Regions from separate parts of the Homo sapiens genome. Here region 2 is linked to region 1. A link is an interaction called in ENCODE POLR2A ChIA-PET data of the cell type or tissue named here. Cell type or tissue: Caco-2. All regions are shown on one strand. Links, peaks and the distances in the headings refer to the core of each region. The heading gives the core; the rest is flanking DNA.

Region 1 (10,688 bases), core at 2,689-10,688:
CTGTGATTTAACATCAGTGTCATAAGGACATAAGTGAATATTTGACAAGTCCAGGTATGTTTGTTAACATTTGTGTTAAAATTTTACAAGAAAATACATGTTACTAGAAAATATATCCACAAGTCCACCACCCTGTTCAGGCAGGACAGATGGTCAGATTCTCTGTGGTTCATTTTTCCTTATTACAAGATAATTTGGCCGGGTGCAGTGGCTCATGCTTGTAGTCCCAGGACTTTGGCGGGGGCGAGGCAGGCAGATCGCTTGAGCCCGGGAGTTTGAGGCCAGCCTGGGCAACATGGTGAAACCCTGTCTCTATAGAAAATACAAAAAATCAGCCAGGCGTGGTAGCCCATGCCTGTAGTTCCAGTTACTTAGGAGGCTGAGGTGGGAGGATTGCCTGAGTCTGGGAGGTGGAGGCTGCACTGAGCTGTGATCGTGCCACTGCATTCCAGCCTGGGCAACAGAGACCCTGCCCCCTCCCCACAAAACAAAACGAAACACCACTTAAAAGAAATAACGGGGAGTGTCTGGAAGCTGTTGTTGGCCCTTGACCGCAGGCCCACTGGTGGGCTCCAGCAGCCAGCCTGGTTGGGCCTGGTCCCCACAGGGCACTGACCAGTTGGTGCAGCTGGCTTTCCAGAGAGGCCAGTTCCAGGCACATGGGGTGCAGACACCCCCTGCTTCATGCCCTTGGATGCTCTTCAGGCCACGACTAGAACCAGTTGAGGCCCCTCTCTCCCTCTTCCTCAAGGATTTGGGAATTAGGGTGAGGGGACACCTCCTAGTGTAGGGACCACCTTTCCTCCCGGTCCCATTCCAGCTTGAGGCAGAAAAGGAATATAGCCTTTTTATTGACTACTTTAAGTAGAACAAACTAAATACATATTTAACAGTTTTGGTTCATTTATACAGTACATTAAATAAGTTATGCACAGAGTTAGGTAACAAAAATTCCTATCAGAGTAAAATGACAAAGCACAGAAAAACCAGATTCTAATGCATTCTGTGGGTGGTGTCACATTCATCATCCCCCTTTAAAAACCACGCGTGGAGGCTTCGTTTTCTATTTATTTACATTATTGGCTTTCTTTTGTGAGCGGAGCCTTTGTAGCCTCGTCAGGAAGTTGGAAAGCCACGTTAAGGGGACTGAAGGCCTCTTGGCGCAGCAGCCCTTTCAATCATTCGCCTAATGCTTATTGCTGCTTCTCTGCCGACTCCAAGGTAGGGATGGGGCTGTCCCCAACAGACACCAGCGCACATGCCCTATTTGGTATAAGCATCACTGAGTGTACACTGGGCAGCCGTAGGCTCGACCAGATGGGGTCTGTGAGGGAAGCTCCACCTCAGGGGCTGTGGAGGGGGAGGAGGGGACACAAGGCCCGCCCCTCAGGCCTCCTAACCTTCTCTTAGCTCACGATGGAAAAGGTCACCTGCACCATCATCTTTGGAAATGAGCACGTCGATGCCCGAGGAAAGAGGCAGGTAGTCAACGTTTTGGTTTCACAAGAACTACAGACACTCCAGAGTTGGAAGGGCCCTGCGGAGCCGCTGGCACAGCCCCCACCGCAATCTGGGCAGGGCTGCTCTCGACAGCTGGCCATCTGGCCCGTGCTGGAACAGTCCATGCTCCGCTGGCTATTCTTCCGTTTGGTTCAGACACGCTACCACCCAGTTTTCTGCAAACAGCTTAAAAAAAAAAATCTAAGGAAGTTGGTTTGGTCTACTGACCTGGGAGCCTGGAAACCTTGTTTCTAGTTCAGTTCTGAAGAAAGCCTCCAAGAAGTGTTCTATTTTCAGTGATTTATTCAATTCTACAGTTTCCAGGACAGATGGCCATCCGGTCATTCTGTTTTCATTTTGAAGAGCTCACTACCGTACAATTCCAGCTGTGCTGAACCTTCAAACGCACTTGTTGCGATATCCTCTAGAACTACCCAGAATGATGTCTATACCCTTTGCAAGCAGGTGACAAGCCGAGGCTTACTAACTCTGGGACAGGGCTGTACAAAGTAAAGCATGGGTTTTCTGTCTGGAAGCTGAAGATGTCAAGTTGACACTAAGCAGTGATGAACTCCTGGTGACCTTCTGGCCCAAATGGGCAAAGGAAATCCACGCTGCAGAGAGCGGGCAGCAGCCAAGGCCAGGTGTGGACTTGTGGTGGCAAGATGTGTCCTGTTTCCAGACAGACATTTCTAACCCAGCACTGCCCTAGAAATAATCTACGCAATCGGTGACCCCACGGTCACCCAACCGTGCCTGAGCGGATCTGCTAGAGCACCAGCCCTGGAGCTGCAGGGCCCCCCAGTGTGGAGTGCCCCCACCTCCCGAAGTGGACTGCCTAGGCCTAGGCTTAAACAACTTCTTGAGTCACCTTCCCCACTGGATGAGTCAGGCACGGTGCAGGCAAGTGGGGACAAAAAGGACAAGCAAAGACGTGAAACCCAGCCCTCAAGAAACTCTGGGGACATCTGGCATCTTTGGTCTTCTCTGGTCCCTGCAATCATTCCTCACTTGGCCGACCATAATGTCCCACAACTCATCAGTGTTCCTTGGCGGGTGGTGCTGAGCACTGGTCTCACCCTAGACATGTCTGGCTGATGGCCAGTCACATGTTGCATCTCTTTTTAGTTTCTAGGTTTCTGAAGAGCCTGCGCTTGACTGATACCTTCTGTACCACCATGCCAGCTCCTCTTTGCCTTTTATGTCACTGCAAATATGAACTGTAGAGGTCAGTCCTCTAAGCAGGCTGAATTTCCACTCCCCACCTGGTAGCTGAGGTGCTGTCAGCAGAGGCTGGGAACCACGCAAGGAACCTGGATTCGCTCCTGCGCCTCTAGCTGCCTACCCCGCCCCAATGGTGCTCCTCCTCCTGACCAGAGAGTTGGAGAATTTCAGAAAGGGATTCTTGAAATGTGAATAGAAGGTCCTGGGCAGAGGCCCTCGTGACTTCTGTGTGAAACTGACCAGAATTAACACAGCAGAAGGTTTGCAAACTGAGCTTCAGTGTGGAATACTGCCCAGGTTTGCAGATCAGCCTCTGGGCAGCACGAGCAGGGTGGAAGAGCATTACAAAGATTCAGAAAACGAAACTGTCACAGCAACCACAGCCCACAAGAGCAGGCCAGGCTCTGCACACCAAACCTAAGCCTTAGCCACAGAAATGGGCATCGAGCCCTAATAAATATTATTTTGTTGGTTTTGGCTCCTTATTCCAACCAGTAAAAGCATGAGCTACCCTGGCTAGTTTTATGGCCACTGGAGATTTTAAAAACCTGCTCAAGACCGGACACAGTGGCTCATGCCTGTAATCCTGGCACTTTGGGAGGCCAAGGTGGGGGGATCACCTGAGGTCCGGGGTTTGAGACCAGCCTGACCAACAAGGAGAAACCCCGTCTCTACTAAAAATACAAAATTAGTTGGGCGTGGTGGCGCATGCCTGTAATCCCAGCTACTCAGAAGGCTGAGGCAGGAGACTCGCTTGAACCTGGGAGGCAGAGGTTACCGTGAGCCGAGATTGCGCGATTGCACTCCAGCCTGGGAGACAAGAGAGAAACTCCCGTCTCAAAACAAACAAACAAACAAAATAACAATAAAAAACCTGCTTAAGGTGTTAATCCAACAAATCCATGAAAAACTAGTAAGCTGTTGTAATGGCTCTGTGACCTGTGAGACAGCCATGTCTCATGCAAATGTGGCCCTGTCCGGGGTACTGACTCCGTCCCCCTTAGAGTTCCCCACCAAGGACTGTGGCTTAAGGAGGCAGATGGGGTCGGGGGATACCCATGTATTAGGCTGACTGGAAAACTGTGGGGCTTATGTGTTCCACAGCAAAGGAACATGATTCTCTGCTGTTGTTTCACTGGTCACACCTTACTTTAGGCAATGGAAATCTAGGCATTTTAAAGGTGTCGTGCACTAGATTTCTTTGTAAGACTGAAAATGCTTGGTTAGAGTAAATTAGGGACTTGAAATTCTTTAATTTTGCCTTTTTTTTTTTTTTTTTGAGACAGAGTTTTGCTCTGTTGCCCAGGCTGGAGTGCAGTGGTGGAATCTCGGCTCACTGCAACCTCTGGCTCACAGGTTCAAGAGATTCTCTTGCCTCAGCCTCCTGAGTAGCTAGGATTACAGGTGTGTGCCACCACACCCGGCTGATTTTTCTATTTTTTTTTTATTAGAGACAGGGTTTCACCATGTTGGCCAGGTTGGTCTTGAATTCCTGACCTCAAGTGATCTGCCTGCCTCGGTCTCTCAAAGTGCTGGGATTACAGGAGTGAGCCACTGCGCCCAGCCAGGACTTGAAATTCTTACAGTAAGATGTACCTGTATCCAAGGAGAAGGCTACCTGTGTGGATCCCTTTTCCTTTATGGTACTGACAACTTTTATTTTAGACTCTGGTCAGTGCACAGAAGGTGGAGATTTAAACTTGTGCTTCAAAGGCCAGCTGGAGCAGGGCCAATTAAACTTACTCCAACTGATTTCTGGGTGTGAGAGGATGCCAGAGGCTCAAAGATGGAGAGCAGGAGGGGTCGGGGTCCTCAGACTCCCATCAAAACCAAAAAGACAGGCCGGGCATGGTGGCTCACGCTTGTAATCCCTGCACTTTGGGAGGCCAAGGCAGGTCACCTGAGGTCAGGAGTTCGAGATCAGCCTGGCCAACATGGTGAAACCCTGTCTCTACTAAAAATACAAAAATTAGCTGGGCGTGGTGGTGGGCGCCTGTAATCTCAGCTACTCGGGAGGCTGAGGCAGGAGAATTGCTTGAACCTGGAAGGCAGAGGTTGCAGTGAGCCAAGATCATGCCACTGCACTCCAGCCTGGGCAACAGAGTGAGACTTTGTGTTAAAAAACCACCACAACAACAAAAAACAAAACCCAAAAAGACAGGGAAGAATGTGGGAGGCAGTTCCTAACATTCTGAAAGGGATATGAGTGATGTCCCATTTGAAAATGGGAAGCTAGGAAGAAAAATTGATCAGCTTTTCCCAAAATGGTTCACATTTCATAAAACCTTTCTGATGAGCTCAAGGAGGGACGCTATCAGATAACACAAGAGAAGGAAACAGAAGTTGTGTGCCTGATGATAAATCAACATAGTAGATATAATGACCTGTAACTATGAGGTCTGAAGAATTCTTTGAGGTCCAGGAGGGCTTTTCAGATGAGACCAGGCCTTGACAGTGGGGGCAAGTCCTACCAACCTGCACAGCACATCCAGCAGGACAACTGTGGCTCAGCAGGTGCCAAATGGAGCCCATGGGCAGAAGATGCCCACAGCGTTCCAGATGTGTGTGGTCTGAGAGATAAAAGGACACAGAACAAGATGACTGTGCAAATAGCCAAGTGGTGGCAGAAGTTCTGCATTTCCAAGAGATGATCCACTCAATAATTTGACGATACTAGTTGGCCAACATGCTCAGAGAAAACAGACTATCCACAACTGAGCCTCATTCTCTCTCAGATCAATCCATGTGCTGGAAACTATTTTCTGCACAAGCAAAATCAAATGAGAAAAAAAACAGGTCCCAAACTAAAGTAGCCAGCAAGGTTGGAAAATCTTGTCCAAAATCATCTGTGATGTGGGGGAAGTTTTATTTGTTTTATGTTTTTGCTACTACGGGTGCTTTTATTGCAACAGTGACTTCTTTCCTGTGGACTCTGAGATCTTATCAAGTCTGAACAGCAGGGTTGAGAAGAGTCCTGAATGCCGCCTGTTGCTTACCCAAGTCCCCGTGAGGCCAATCAGTGTCATCTGCTGAGGATGGAGATGGGGCCGAAGGAGCTATTCAGGGGTGAGGCAGGCCGCTCCCTGACCGAGGGGCCTCCTCCACAGCCTGCTGCCTGCCGCCTGCCGCCTCCAGCCTGGCTGAGCACATTGGACAGTCTGCTGACTCAAGGAGATGGGGAGGGGAGCTGGTGGTCTACACTGAAAAGGGGCCGGCTAAGTCAGCTTCAGTGGAGAGAGGAACAAACCAGGAAAGCCATGGAGGAGGCAGCTCAGGCTGGCTGCCCATGTGCAGAGAATGGCACACTGGCTCCGCAGACAGCAAGTGCACAGAGAGGCTGTGGGGTGTTATTATTCAGGCTTGGACTCTTCCTGCCTCCAATTCATTTCTTGCTGATGACCCGGCAGCTACATGCACGGGTTCCAACAGTCAGTCCCTCAGCCCAAGCACTCTGTGGTGCTGAGCAGCCATCAGGGTAAGCAGAGTCCGGGGCTCAGAGTCCGTTGGTGTCGATAGCTGTCACAGAAGCAGGTGTTGAGGAACGCGATGTGGTTGCCGAGGTCTTGTCGAGGGCTGGGCTGGGCACGCTGCAGTCGGCGGACCTGGCAGAGGAGCCCCTGCCTACAGGAAGCAGCGGCCGGCCCTGGCCGTGGGGGCTCTGGCCATGCAGGTTCTGACCACAGAGGCGGTGGTGCCGCTCCCAGTCCTTGTGCTGGCAGAAAGAGCCACAGTATCGCGCGATATTGCAGCCACTGCATGTCTCGCTGGCTTTGCGGCCACAGTTCCAGCAGTTCTGCAAGACACAGGCATCAGTTAGTGGTTGCTGGGATTGAGGGGCAGGCTTGCCATTCATTCCCTGCACAGTAAAGCAAGGGGCTGTATGTAGAGAACCCCAGCTTTGGAACTACATACACCTGTGGTCAACTCCGCCCTCTACTGCTGTTTAACTATGAGAAATACACACTGCCTTTCTGAGTTTCCTTCATCTGTAAAACAAGAAAACTACTTCCCTGCAAGATGACAGGAACAGTGAAATGAGATGTGTGTGTGAAAATACCTTACACAGCACCAGCCTAGGGCAGGTGGCCATCTCTCCTGCCTAAGGCATGGACTCATCTTTTGGCTCATTTTAATAGTCAGAAACCAAACCAAACTCTGTGCCAGGGTCTCCCCCAAGAGCCATCTATCCTAAGACCACATGTGTTAAGACGAACATTTATCCTACTCCTTTCTGCATGTGCCACCATGCCTGGCTAATTTTTGTAATTATACATTATATACACACACACACACACACACACACACACACACACATTATATACTATATATATATATATATATATATATATATATATATATATATATATATATATATATATATATATAGTAGAGATGAGGTTTTGCCATGTTGGCCAGGCTACGCTTGAACTCCTGGGCTCAAGTGATCTGCCTGTCTCAGCCTCCCAAAGTGTCAGGATTATAAGCGCCCAGCTGATATTGCTTCCCTCATTAGAGAATAATCTTCATTGTTTTTACTGATAATCTGACTCAACGAAGGCTGCTGCTGCTGTTTTGTTTTTTCTTTTGGAGACAGGGTCTTGCTATGTTGCCCAAGCTGGACTTGACCTCCTAGGCTCCAGGGATCCTCCCACACTCCCACCTTAGCCTCCTGAGTAGCTGGGACTACAGGCATGTGCCACCATGCCTGGCTGATTCTTTAATTTCTTGTAGAGACAGAGTCTCCTTATATTGCCCAGGCTGGTCTTGACCTCCTGGCCTCAAAGGACCCTCCCACCTTGACCTCCTAAAGAGCTGGAATTACAGGCATGGGCCACTGTGCCTGTTCCCTAATAACTATCAGACCAATAGGATAGGAGCTGCTATACTCATTGAACAGAGATGGAGACTGACTCCTTTAAGGGTATACTGCCAGTATGAGAGGGAACTCGGCTAGAAGTCAGGGCTCCTAACCTCCAGTCCTGGCCTCCTTCCTCCCCCACACCAGACCACCTTTCACAAGATGAACAAGAAACTCCAGGAATACCTGCCAAATTTCAACAAGGATATTCTAGCTGAACATTCTTGATGGACGAGAATCAGCCGTTTTGGTCCAATGCAAACTCATCCAAAGGACAGGCCCTCTATCCCTTCCCTGCTTTTGAAAGTGATTTTGCAGGGATAGGTCCAGGTGTGCACCTCACCTGGAGGCTACTTTGTGGCTTATTTAAAATTACAATTCCTTAAAAGCACAATGCTCAAAATGGAGAGCTGGGATTTAAACCTACGCAGTCCAGATCCAGGATCTATGCTCTAAGCCAAAAGCTATACTCTTTCTTTGGAGATAGACATAGTTAAAGATAAACAGAGATAAAAGTAGATAAATAAGGACAAATACAGATACTGATATGGATGGCTATACATACACAGTTAAACATAGAGAAGAGAAACAGATATCTCACTCTCAAAAACAATTCTCTTTTCTTTCCCCCTCATCTTGCCATCGTCATCACCTTTTTTCTTTTTTCTTTTTTTTTTTAAAGAGATGGGGTCTTGCTCTCCCACCCAGGCTGGAATGCAGTGTTACGATCATGGTCAGGCTTGCACCTCCTGGGCTCAAGCGATCCTCCTGCCCCAGCCTCCAAAGTACCTGGACTACAGGTGCATGACACCATGCCTGGCTAATTTTTAAATTTTTTTTTTGGCAGAAATGGGGTCTCACCATCTAGCCAAGGCTGGTCTTGAACTCCTGAGCTCAAGTGTTCACACTACCTTGGCCTCCCAAAGTGCTGAGATTACAAGCATTGGCCACTGTGCCCAGCCTCAAAAACAATTCTAAAGAAAAAGGAGGAGGAGAAGCTGGGCGTGGTGGCTCATGCCTGTAATCCCAGCTCTTAGGGAGGCAGAAGCAAGAGTATATATAGCTTGAGCCCAGGAGTTCAAGACCTGCCTGGGCAATATAGTGAGACCCTGTTATCCACACACACACACACACACACACACACACACACACACACACACACACAAAAAAAAAAAAGACAAAGGAGGAGGAGAGAACGAAAAGGGAGGGGGATTAAAGAAACTATTTTCTCACAATCCATAGTATCTGTATTGAAGAGCTGTAATAAGGAATTTCACCACATCCTCTGTGATAGCCACGTGGTATTTAGGCATTTTCATCTGCACATTGCCATGTGTGACAGTACAATACTGAAATGGACCATTTAAATTACAAGAAAATAACATTTCTATTGTTTGTTAAAAAAAAAAAAAAAGCCCATCTGTAATCCCAGCACTTTGGGAGGCCAAGGTTGGGTGGATCACTTGAGGCTAGGAGTTCAAGATTAGCCTGGCCAACATGGCGAAAGCCCATCTCTATTAAAAATATGAAAATTAGCCAGGCACGGTGGTGTGCACCTGTACTCCAAGCTACTTGGGAGGCTGAGGTGGGAGAATCGCTTGAACCCGGAGGTAGAGGTTGCGGTGAGCCGAGACCGCACCATTGCACTCCAGCCTCGGTGACAGAGTGAGTGCTGAACTTCAAGAGAATGTCCCAAAGACAGCCGGTCTCCCATCCAGTAGATGAGATCTACCTACTTACAGAAAGAAACTGGTTTCTTGTTTTAAAGCTGAAAAATGACTAAAATGAAATTTACAGAAAAACTGCATTAAATTCAAAAGGGCTGTTCTCATGTTGTCACAGATTCTTTTTCAGTTTGTTGATTTTTCTCCTCACTGTAGTACTCAAGCGTCCTGTATAGAACCATCACCAAGTCCTGGGCCCTGGATCCTGGGTCCTGGACAATCAGGCAGATACACCCAACCTGTTACTTCAGTCCACAAACCAGCTATCCTATTTGTAAAAAGCCTAGGTGCTGGTCAGGAGATCGAGACCATCCTGGCTAACACGGTGAAACCCCGTCTCTACTAAAAATACAAAAAATTAGCCGGGTGTGGTGGCAGGCACCTGTAGTCCCAGCTGCTCGGGAGGCTGAGGCAGGAGAATGGCGTGAACCCAGGAGGTGGAGCTTGCAGTGAGCCAAGATTGCACCACTGCACTCCAGCCTGGGGGACAGAGAGAGACTCCGTCTCAAAAAAAAAAAGCCTAGGTGCTATAGGACCCTGCACTTTCTTACTCCTGTATCCTGACTTCAGCACCAAAGGGGTATATTAGTTGCATTCCCTGAGCCACAGTCTCCTCATCTGCAAATTAGGGCCATTGTGAGACTCAAAAAGAAAATATACAACTTTGCTGGGTGTCTGGCACACAGTAAGCCCACTCCGTCAATGCTGGTCATCATCATCATCGTGCAATCACACAAACTCTGTCTTTAGGGTGAATTCTCAAAATTTACACCAATACACTGAGCCTCTCTCTCTCTCTCTATATATATATGTATGTATGTAAAAATACAATGTAATAATTCACTATCTTGGCATGTAAAAGAGTCTTAGCATGAGAACCAAAACTCTCCTGGCACTGGATAAAAATTATCCTCATTGAGCTCAAGAGTGGACTGCCTGTGTCTTCCTGCCCAGCGTATGAGAGGAAGGCAGCGGGCGTGGTCACTCCAGCTGCTCACCCCAGCCCCCAGGGCGCAGAGCTCTGACCTCCGTGGACTCCTCTTGCTCATTGATGACGAGGAAAGCATCCTCTGCGGCCTGCCGCTTGACATCCGCTATGGTTTGCTCCATTCGTGCTCTCTCTGTTGCAATCACTTCAAAGGCTTTCTGCTCTGCCTCAGCGACGGCCTTCTGTACTTCTGACATGGCCTGAATTTTCACCTTATTCACAGCTTCTTCTAGAAGAAAGTGACAGTAAAATCAACTGGCCGAGAAATCTTTTCCCTCCCATCCCACGGCAATTCTAAGTAAGGAGAGAGCTGACACAAAGTGATCTTTTCTAAAACTCCACAGGGAGGAACACATGATCTTCACACTCATGTGTCCATCCATGCAGGTGCTGG
Region 2 (8,000 bases), core at 1-8,000, 65 kb after region 1:
TGATTCTCCTGCCTCAGGCTCCTGAGTAGCTGGGATTACAGGCACGTGCTACCACACCTGGCTAATGTTTGTATTTTTAGTAGAGATGGGGTTTTGCCATGTTGGCCAGGCTAGTCTCGAATTCCTGACCTCAAGTGATCCGCCTGCCTTGGCTTCCCAAAATGCTGGGATTACAGGTGTGAGTCACCGCACCCGGCATAGTAGAGATGGGGTTTTGCCATGCTGGCCAAGCTGGTCTTGAACTCCTGGCCTCAAGTGATCTTCCTGCCTCAGCCTCCCAAAGTGCTGGGATTACAGGTGTACGCCACCGCGCCCGGCCTGTGCTGTCATTCCTAATGCAAGAAGTTACCTTGCTGATTCATTTTTTTTGAGATAGAGTTTCGCTCTTGTTGCCCAGGCTGGAGTGCAATGGCGTGGTCTCGGCTCACTGCAACCTCTGCCTCCCAGGTTCAAGTGATTATCCTGCCTCAGCCTCCCAAGTAGCTGGGATTACAGGAATGTGCCACCACACCCAGCTAATTTTGTATTTTTAGTAGAGATGGGGTCTCACCATGTTGGCCAGGCTGGTCTCGCCTGACCTCAGACGATCCACCCACCTCAGCCTCCCAAAGTGCTGAGATTACAGGCGTGAGCCACCGCGCCCGGCTGCTGATTCATTTGATCAACATCATCAAAAGGCTAACATGACCCAAGCACTGTACTAAGTGTTTGGGACACAAACTTGAAGCTGATATTCCAACCTTCAAGGAGTTCATGATGTAGCTGGGCAATAAGGGTTCAAGGAAGGTACATCTCAAGTAGACTGGGACAAAAAAGGGAAGATTTAGCTGAATCTTATAAGTACAATCAAATCACAGATGATTATTACATCATCTCAGATTCTGTTTGGGGTCATGCCCACCACTGAAAATCAGCCGAAAACTAAGATTCCTTTCCACTAATGAAGAGTTTATCCACACACACTTATGTTTCTGCCAGCAGTGCCCACATACAGGTCCCAGCTTAGCTCCAGAGACTTCAGTCAGCCCATCTTCCTATTATAACATACCTCTTAGTTCACTGATTTGCAAATTCTAAGGCTAACTTTTCATTCTGGGTTTGAGAATAGGGAACAGATGGCCTACACAGCATAGAATCTCTCACAAGAACTAATTTTTACCAATCACATGTGGTTAAAATCCAGATTTATACCTACAGATTAGTGAGCAACAGAAACCCTTATAATGACATGACAATTATTCAGTGTGACAGCTGTTGATACCATTGCCAAATGTGAGTTTTAAAACATAGGCTAACACCTCTGGTTCCCCAGGATTCAAACAAAACAAAACAACAACAAAGACGACAAACACACAGACACACACACACACACACACAAAGAACAAAAAACAAAAAACCTTGAGTTACAGTACAAATCACAGGTATGAAACAACTTGTTTCAAAGAAGTTTAAAAGATGAGTAATCTTTAGAAATTAGGTTAACAAAGAAAATGACAGACATGGCTGGGCCTGGTGGCTCATGCCTGTCATTCCAGCACTTTGGGAGGCCAAGGCAGGTGGATCACAAGATCATGAGTTTGAGACCCACCTGATCAACATGGTGAAACCCCATCTCTACTAAAAATACAAAAATTAGCCAGGTGTGGTGGCGTGTGCCTGTAATCCCAGCAGGAGGCTGAGGCAGGAGAATCACTTGAACATGGGAGGTGGAGGTTTCAGTGCACCGAGATCACGCCACTGCACTCCAGCCTGGGTGACAGAGTGAAACTCTGTCTCAAGACAGGAAAGAAAGAAGGAAAGAAGGAGGGACGGGATGGATGGACAGGACGGGGAGGGGAGGGCAAGGGAGGGGAAGGGAGGGCAGACATATATACTCATTCCAATACTCATGCTATGGCTTCAGGAAACATTTTCATTCAAAAACAAACAGCAATGTTATCTGTATACTGCACATACATCCTACCCAAATGGAGTCTGCCTTTTTAAAAATAAATAAATAAATAAAAGACAGGGGCTCATTCCATTACCCAGGCTGGAATACAGTGGTGTGATCTCTGCTCACTGCAGTCTCAACCTCTTGGGCTCAGGGTGATTCTCCCACCTTGGCCTCCTAGGTAGCCTGGGACTACAGGCACATACCACCACGCCTGGCTAATTTTTTGTGTATTTTGTAGAGACAGGGTATTGCCACACTGCACAGGCTGGTCTCGAATTGCTGGACCCAAGTGATCTGCCCACCTGGGCCTCCCAAAGTGCTGAATTATAGGCATGAACCACCGTGCCTGGCCCCTATCAAATTGTGATGCTGCTATCAGCTGCTGCGTAATGAAGAATATAAAAAAATTTCTGTTCACATCACAAGGCCTGAAATGCATCATTTGTCTATTTTTGTTTCAGAAGAGGCCAATTTCGGCCTCTTAGGTTGTAAGCCTCTGGAGAGTTGGGGCCACGTTCATCTTGATCACCACCATATTCCAAGTGCCAAGTCCAGTGGCCAGAACATAGTACATAGTACATACTGGCTTTATTTAGTAAAGTTTATTAAGTAAAACCAACTATTAGATATTTCTTACTGCGTTACACAGAATGACTATGTTTTGATAATAATAGGCTACCAACGTTAAAATACAGTTAGGACTTAAAATTTAAAAATTTACACGCCTAAAATGTATATTCCCAATTTTGTAAAAGTTTTTAAAATTCAAGAATATCTCTGCATTAGATTAAAAAAAGAAAAAAGAGGCCAGGCGCAGTGGCTCACACCCATAATCCTAGCACTTTGGGAGGCCGAGGCGGATGGATCACCTAAGGTCAGGAGTTCGAGACCAGCCTGACCAACATGGAGAAACCCCGTCTCTACTAAAAAAAATACAAAATTAGTCAGACATGGTGGTGCATGCCTCTAATCCCAGCTATGCAGGAAGCTGAGGCAGGAGAATTGCTTGAACATGGGAGGCAGAGGTTGCGGTGAGCCGAGACCGTGCCATTGCACTCCAGCCTGGGCAACAAGAGAGAAACTCCGTCTCAAAAAAAAAAAAAAGAGAGAGAGAGAGAGAGACACCAAGATGTACCAAGATGTCTGTATAATATGTTCAGGACACCAAAGAGCTAAAGCAATCTCAAAAAAGAAGGACAGGGTTGGAGGACGAACCACCAAACACAAAGTGAGTTTCAATAAAGGTGTCAACTCAACTCAATGGGGAAAGAAAAGTCTATTTAGCAAATATTGCTGGAACTCGATGTCCAAATAGATACAAATTAACCTCAATCCTCTCTCACTCCATACAAAAAAAAAAAAAAAAAGATTCGTGATGGGTTGTAAAATAATACCCCGGACCATAAAATTTCTACAAAAAGAATAGGAGAATATCCTTATGACCTGGTGGTAAGCAAAAAAGCACAAACCATAAAATTTTTAAGACTGCTAAGTTAGACTTCACGAAAATTAAAGTTTTCTGCCCATCAAAAGACACCATTAAGAAAATGAACAGGCTGGGTGCAGTGGCTTACGTATGTATTCCCAATGCTTTGGGAGGCTGAGACTGGAGGACTGCTTGAGCCCAGAAGTTTGAGACCAGCCTGGGCAATACAGTGAGACCCCATCGCTAAATTTTAAAAAAAATTGAATAAAAATTTAAAAATTAAAAACATGAATAGACCAGGCATGGTGGTTTATGTCTGTAATCACAGCACTCCAGCCTGGGCGACAGAAGGAGACGCTTTCCTTAAAAAAAAAAAAAAACAAAAAAAAACCCCCAAAAAAACCAAAAAGGCACTCATTGGGTTGAACACTTAGTATCTGTGCATGTTTATTATATATTTTAAAAATCATTGCATAAGGATTCCACCACCCATTCCACTGCTCCCCTCTAAGAATAGATCCTACATGTACATGTTACGGCATCTTCTTAACATGTAGACATCACTCAGGCTATTTCTTTACACCAGGTCTTTGTACAATAGCTTATGAAAGGGTCTTTTTAAAGACTGTGTAGAGCCAGTTTATGCCATCCTTCAGATTTCCTGCAGTATTTCATCCTGAAGGCTGAGCTTGATAATCGGACCAGCACTCTTGCATCCTGACTGACCAGCATTCACTTCTAATCAATAACAGATGTGGGAATGGTGCCAGAGTGGGCCTTATGCCAAAGTAACAATTTTTCTCCTATTCAAGAGAAAATACCCTTCTTAAGCTCCCAAGTCATCCAAACAGAGAGAATGACATCTGGAAATACACTGCCATGTCATGTGGTTGGCCCCTTTGGATGATAGCTGTATGCACCACAAGCAGAGGGCTGTTGTGCTAGCCTTGTGGGACACCTCAGAGTATGGCAACTCTACAACCTTATGACAGGGAGAAAGTGCTAAAAGCTCTAAGAGAAAAATAGTAGCAAATGGGTACAAACATAAGTTTACTTAAGAAAATTCCCTTCATTATGGTTCTTTCTACAAATCAATTGAAATCATCTTCTCATTTCCACATTAAACTTTAGGCCCAAATTCTCTATTTGCTCACAGCCTTAACTTCTCAACTCCTTACCATTTTGGGGGGATCTATTTTTAAAAACCAAGGAAACTAATACTCAATGTAAATTAATTCAATCATATATAAATTGCCCTAGAAAAAATTTTAGAGGTGGAAAAATTTTAATTAGGTGTACCAATACTAAAGTAGTCAGCTGTAAAGGAAAAAATAAATATGAATATTAACAATTGATATTTTGATGTTATTTGTGACCAACTGACCACAAAGGAAAGCTGATTTAAAAGCCTTTCTTCAGATGCCCAGGAACACCGTACACACCTTCTCAATCCACACTGATAATGAAGCAAGTTTCATATTTACCCAAGATTTGAGTAGGACAAGACTTTCTTGCTGGGAAGGATAAATACAAGTCAGGAAATAACTATAATAGTAATAGCTACCATTACTCTCCATCTTCATATATTCATTTAGAAATAACAAAATATTTATTACACGCAAAGAATGGTGCTAAAATATTTTCTTATTTAAATGACACTAAGACAGTAGAAGGTACCATCTCCAATACCACTTTATTTAACCAGAAGCTAAGGCTCAGAGAAGTCAAAAATTATGTCCCAAGTCATATGGCTAAGAAATGGCAGCTCTGCTGAGCTCCAGAGACCATACTATAGCAAAATAAATAATGCAAAAAGAATTAATTATTGTAGGACTCAATGAAGTTTGCACATTGTGACCAAGAATTTAATAAAACACATTGATTACAGTTCAGAGAGACTTCACATTCTACTATATAGTTCCTGTCTTTCTTCACAAATATATGAACGTAAATACACAGTCTACAGCTGAAGCACACCCTGGACAAGTTAGAAAATTGAAGCATAGAAGCTGTTATGTAGGAGCCCATTTAAGTCCCCAAATGACAATCAGAGAGGCTTCTGACAAAAAGCCCCACTGTCAAATACATGGGCTTAAGGAGTGGCAATGGGGTGCCTTAAGGAGTAAGAACAAATAAGCCAAGATTTCAAAGATGTTGGCTCCACACCAAGATCACCCTTCTCTTCTTGGTATACCTCCTCAAAATCAACAATCCAGAAAGTTTTTATCCATCAATATTTTTAAAAATCCAGGTATATTAGAAAAATGGATAAATACTTAGTATAGGCACAAGTCTAAAATGATCAACAGCCATCACTGCTTACTGAAATGATTATTTAACAATGACACTCTGAAAGATAACCAGGTACTCTACTGTGTTTTCCAAATAGACTGAAAGATGGAGGCAGAACAAAATCAGCTAGAAAAACAATTTCTTTGGCAAACATTTCAGTGACACAATCAGCACCCTCTCAATTCATCTATTATGGAGTGCTCCATCTTTTTTTGGCATTGAACTAAAATTAGGACAGGGAAGATGGACTAAATATGGCAATAAATAAACAGAGAAAAGTAGCAGCTATAAGATCTCATAGACCACTCCACCCAGTACAGAATAAAACTCCCAGAGATGGAGCACACTTATACACTTGGAACGGTTTAACTCATATTCTTCCAAACTCTGTGATTCTTCACAAGTGTGAGCAGAAATACGGATGTGCTGTAGCAAAAATGTACAGCTGCAGCCTGCAGATGTCGAGCTGTTAGCTCTGTGATCAGCAGCCATGCTGTCTGCCTTGCTGGCGCCCTCCTGGTGGCTGCCTCAGTCAGCACTCTGGGCTGTGCCCAGAAAATTGGGAGAGGTTATTCCTGTTGGGCAGCACCCTTTGCAATCAAGAGATGAAAAAAAGACCTTCTTATCTGGGAAATGAAATGCTGATATGATGGTGATGTCTCAGTTTTCTCCTCTATAAAAATAAAAACACTACCAGCTGGCTTTTATTTCCTATCCCTGAGGGGCTGTTATTTGGATAAAAAGCTTTGAAAATTAAAAGCACCATGCAAATATAAGGCTATAGTATAGTGGAGACTGAATCCAAACAACATAAATGGAAGGTAGATGGGCACTCTGGCAGGGCAAGTATCCATGTCTGCCATCAGAGCAAACTCCTAAGTTCCAGTATCTACTTTTATATTAAGATGAGACCTCTGCTAGATATTAAGGAGGCAGAAAGCCTATAAAACAGGTTGTGCTCTCCACCTGCAATGCCCTGCTTTCCCTGTCTCTGGCACTTTAGAAACTCCTACTTTAAGGTCTAACTCCAAGTCCTCCCTGGTAGACTCAAGTGCACCTTGACAGAAATAAAACCTCCCACATTTGGACTCTTACAGCTTCTTATAAACACCTCTTAGGCCAGGCGCGGTGGCTCACGCCTGTAATCCCAACACTTTGGGAGGCCAAGGTGGGCGGATCACGAGATCAGGAGATCGAGGCCATCCTGGCTAACATGGTGAAACCCCGTCTCTACTAAAAATACATTAAAAAAAAAAAAATTAGCCAGGCGTGGTGGCTGGCGCCTGTAGTCCCAGCTACTCGGGAGGCTGAGGCAGGAGAGTGGTGTGAACCCGGGAGGTGGAGCTTGCAGTGAGCTGAGATCGCGCCACTGCACTCCAGCCTGGGCGACAGACTGAGACTCTGTCTCAAAAAATAAAAATAAAAATAAACACCTCTGTGATGTCATTTGTCATATTGTGCCACAGGTGATTTGTTTCTGTGCCTGTCTGTCTGTGAGTTCCTTGAGCTCTTCACTCTTATAACCATAGTTCCTAGTATAACACCCGATAATTTGGTGAGATTTAGGCTTCTAGCGAAAAAGGAAAAAAAAAACCCTATTAAGAAAGACTCTATAACTCTTTCCTAATTCCTCTTAACTAACTGCAATACAGTACAGAAAGGTTTCTATATCTTTTCTATTAAGACAGAACTTCCCAAGCTGTGTGCCAGGGACCAACGCCAGAGAGTTATGAAGAATGATTATCAGTTTACTGAGATAATGATTTCCTCAGCCTGGGACAGCCAATCAGAACTTAATACTTTCTATGTATGCTATGATGTGAAAAGAGGTTGGGAAGCATTACATAAATGTGAAGATTTAATCTTTTAAAATATTAAACTAATTTTAAACAGCAGGGTAAAGCATTCACAAATTGTGACATTAATTAAGGCATCAAGAAAAACCATAATGACTAGAAATAATTGCTTCACCTACTGTTGACTAGAAAATAAGTGTTTCAGAACACTGGCATCAGATACAACAGCATATCCTGAAAGAAAAATAACACAGCTACCTCGCATAGCAGTCAGTCTGCGCAAACAACCATATGGTTTGCTAATTTAATCAACAATCCCCAAATTTACTTTTTCATCCTGCAGATAAAATGAAAATGAAGTTGCTAGAAATATTTTAGAAATTATTTTGCCACTCCAAATGTTTAATACAATACATACAGTACCAAAGCCTATTCATCCAGGCTCCCTTTAAAAGCACAAAAACGCTTTATCAGCCACATTTTTTAAAAGCATAAAAAACATTGATCAGTTTAATCTTTTCATTTTAAATCTGTTTTAAGACCAATCATT

The links. Peaks named below come from ENCODE experiments on the same cell type or tissue, not always from the same donor. Only the 100,000 strongest peaks of a DNase experiment are listed, where the experiment ranks them.
Region 2: POLR2A ChIA-PET joins it to region 1 with 10 read pairs; 6 of 35 experiments call an interaction of 5 or more read pairs at or near these places.

What each region holds. Positions count from the first base shown.
Region 1 is chr20:33,640,176-33,650,863 of GRCh38, reverse strand. CBFA2T2 (CBFA2/RUNX1 partner transcriptional co-repressor 2) reads right to left here. Exons shown (of 11, transcript NM_001032999.3): 10 at 10,333-10,523; 11 at 834-6,517. The coding sequence ends at 6,218. Among named protein-coding and RNA genes, the nearest start is that of C20orf144, 17 kb to the left of the region's middle. In Caco-2, for the core only: no CTCF peak of the experiment used is centred there; DNase peaks (open chromatin) are centred at 2,803, 5,883, 6,373 and 10,353.
Region 2 is chr20:33,574,858-33,582,857 of GRCh38, reverse strand. The region is part of intron 1 of CBFA2T2 (CBFA2/RUNX1 partner transcriptional co-repressor 2); the gene reads right to left. Among named protein-coding and RNA genes, the nearest start is that of C20orf144, 83 kb to the left of the region's middle. RefSeq lists enhancers at 1-289, 290-874, 1,112-1,611. In Caco-2, for the core only: no CTCF peak of the experiment used is centred there; no DNase peak of the experiment used is centred there.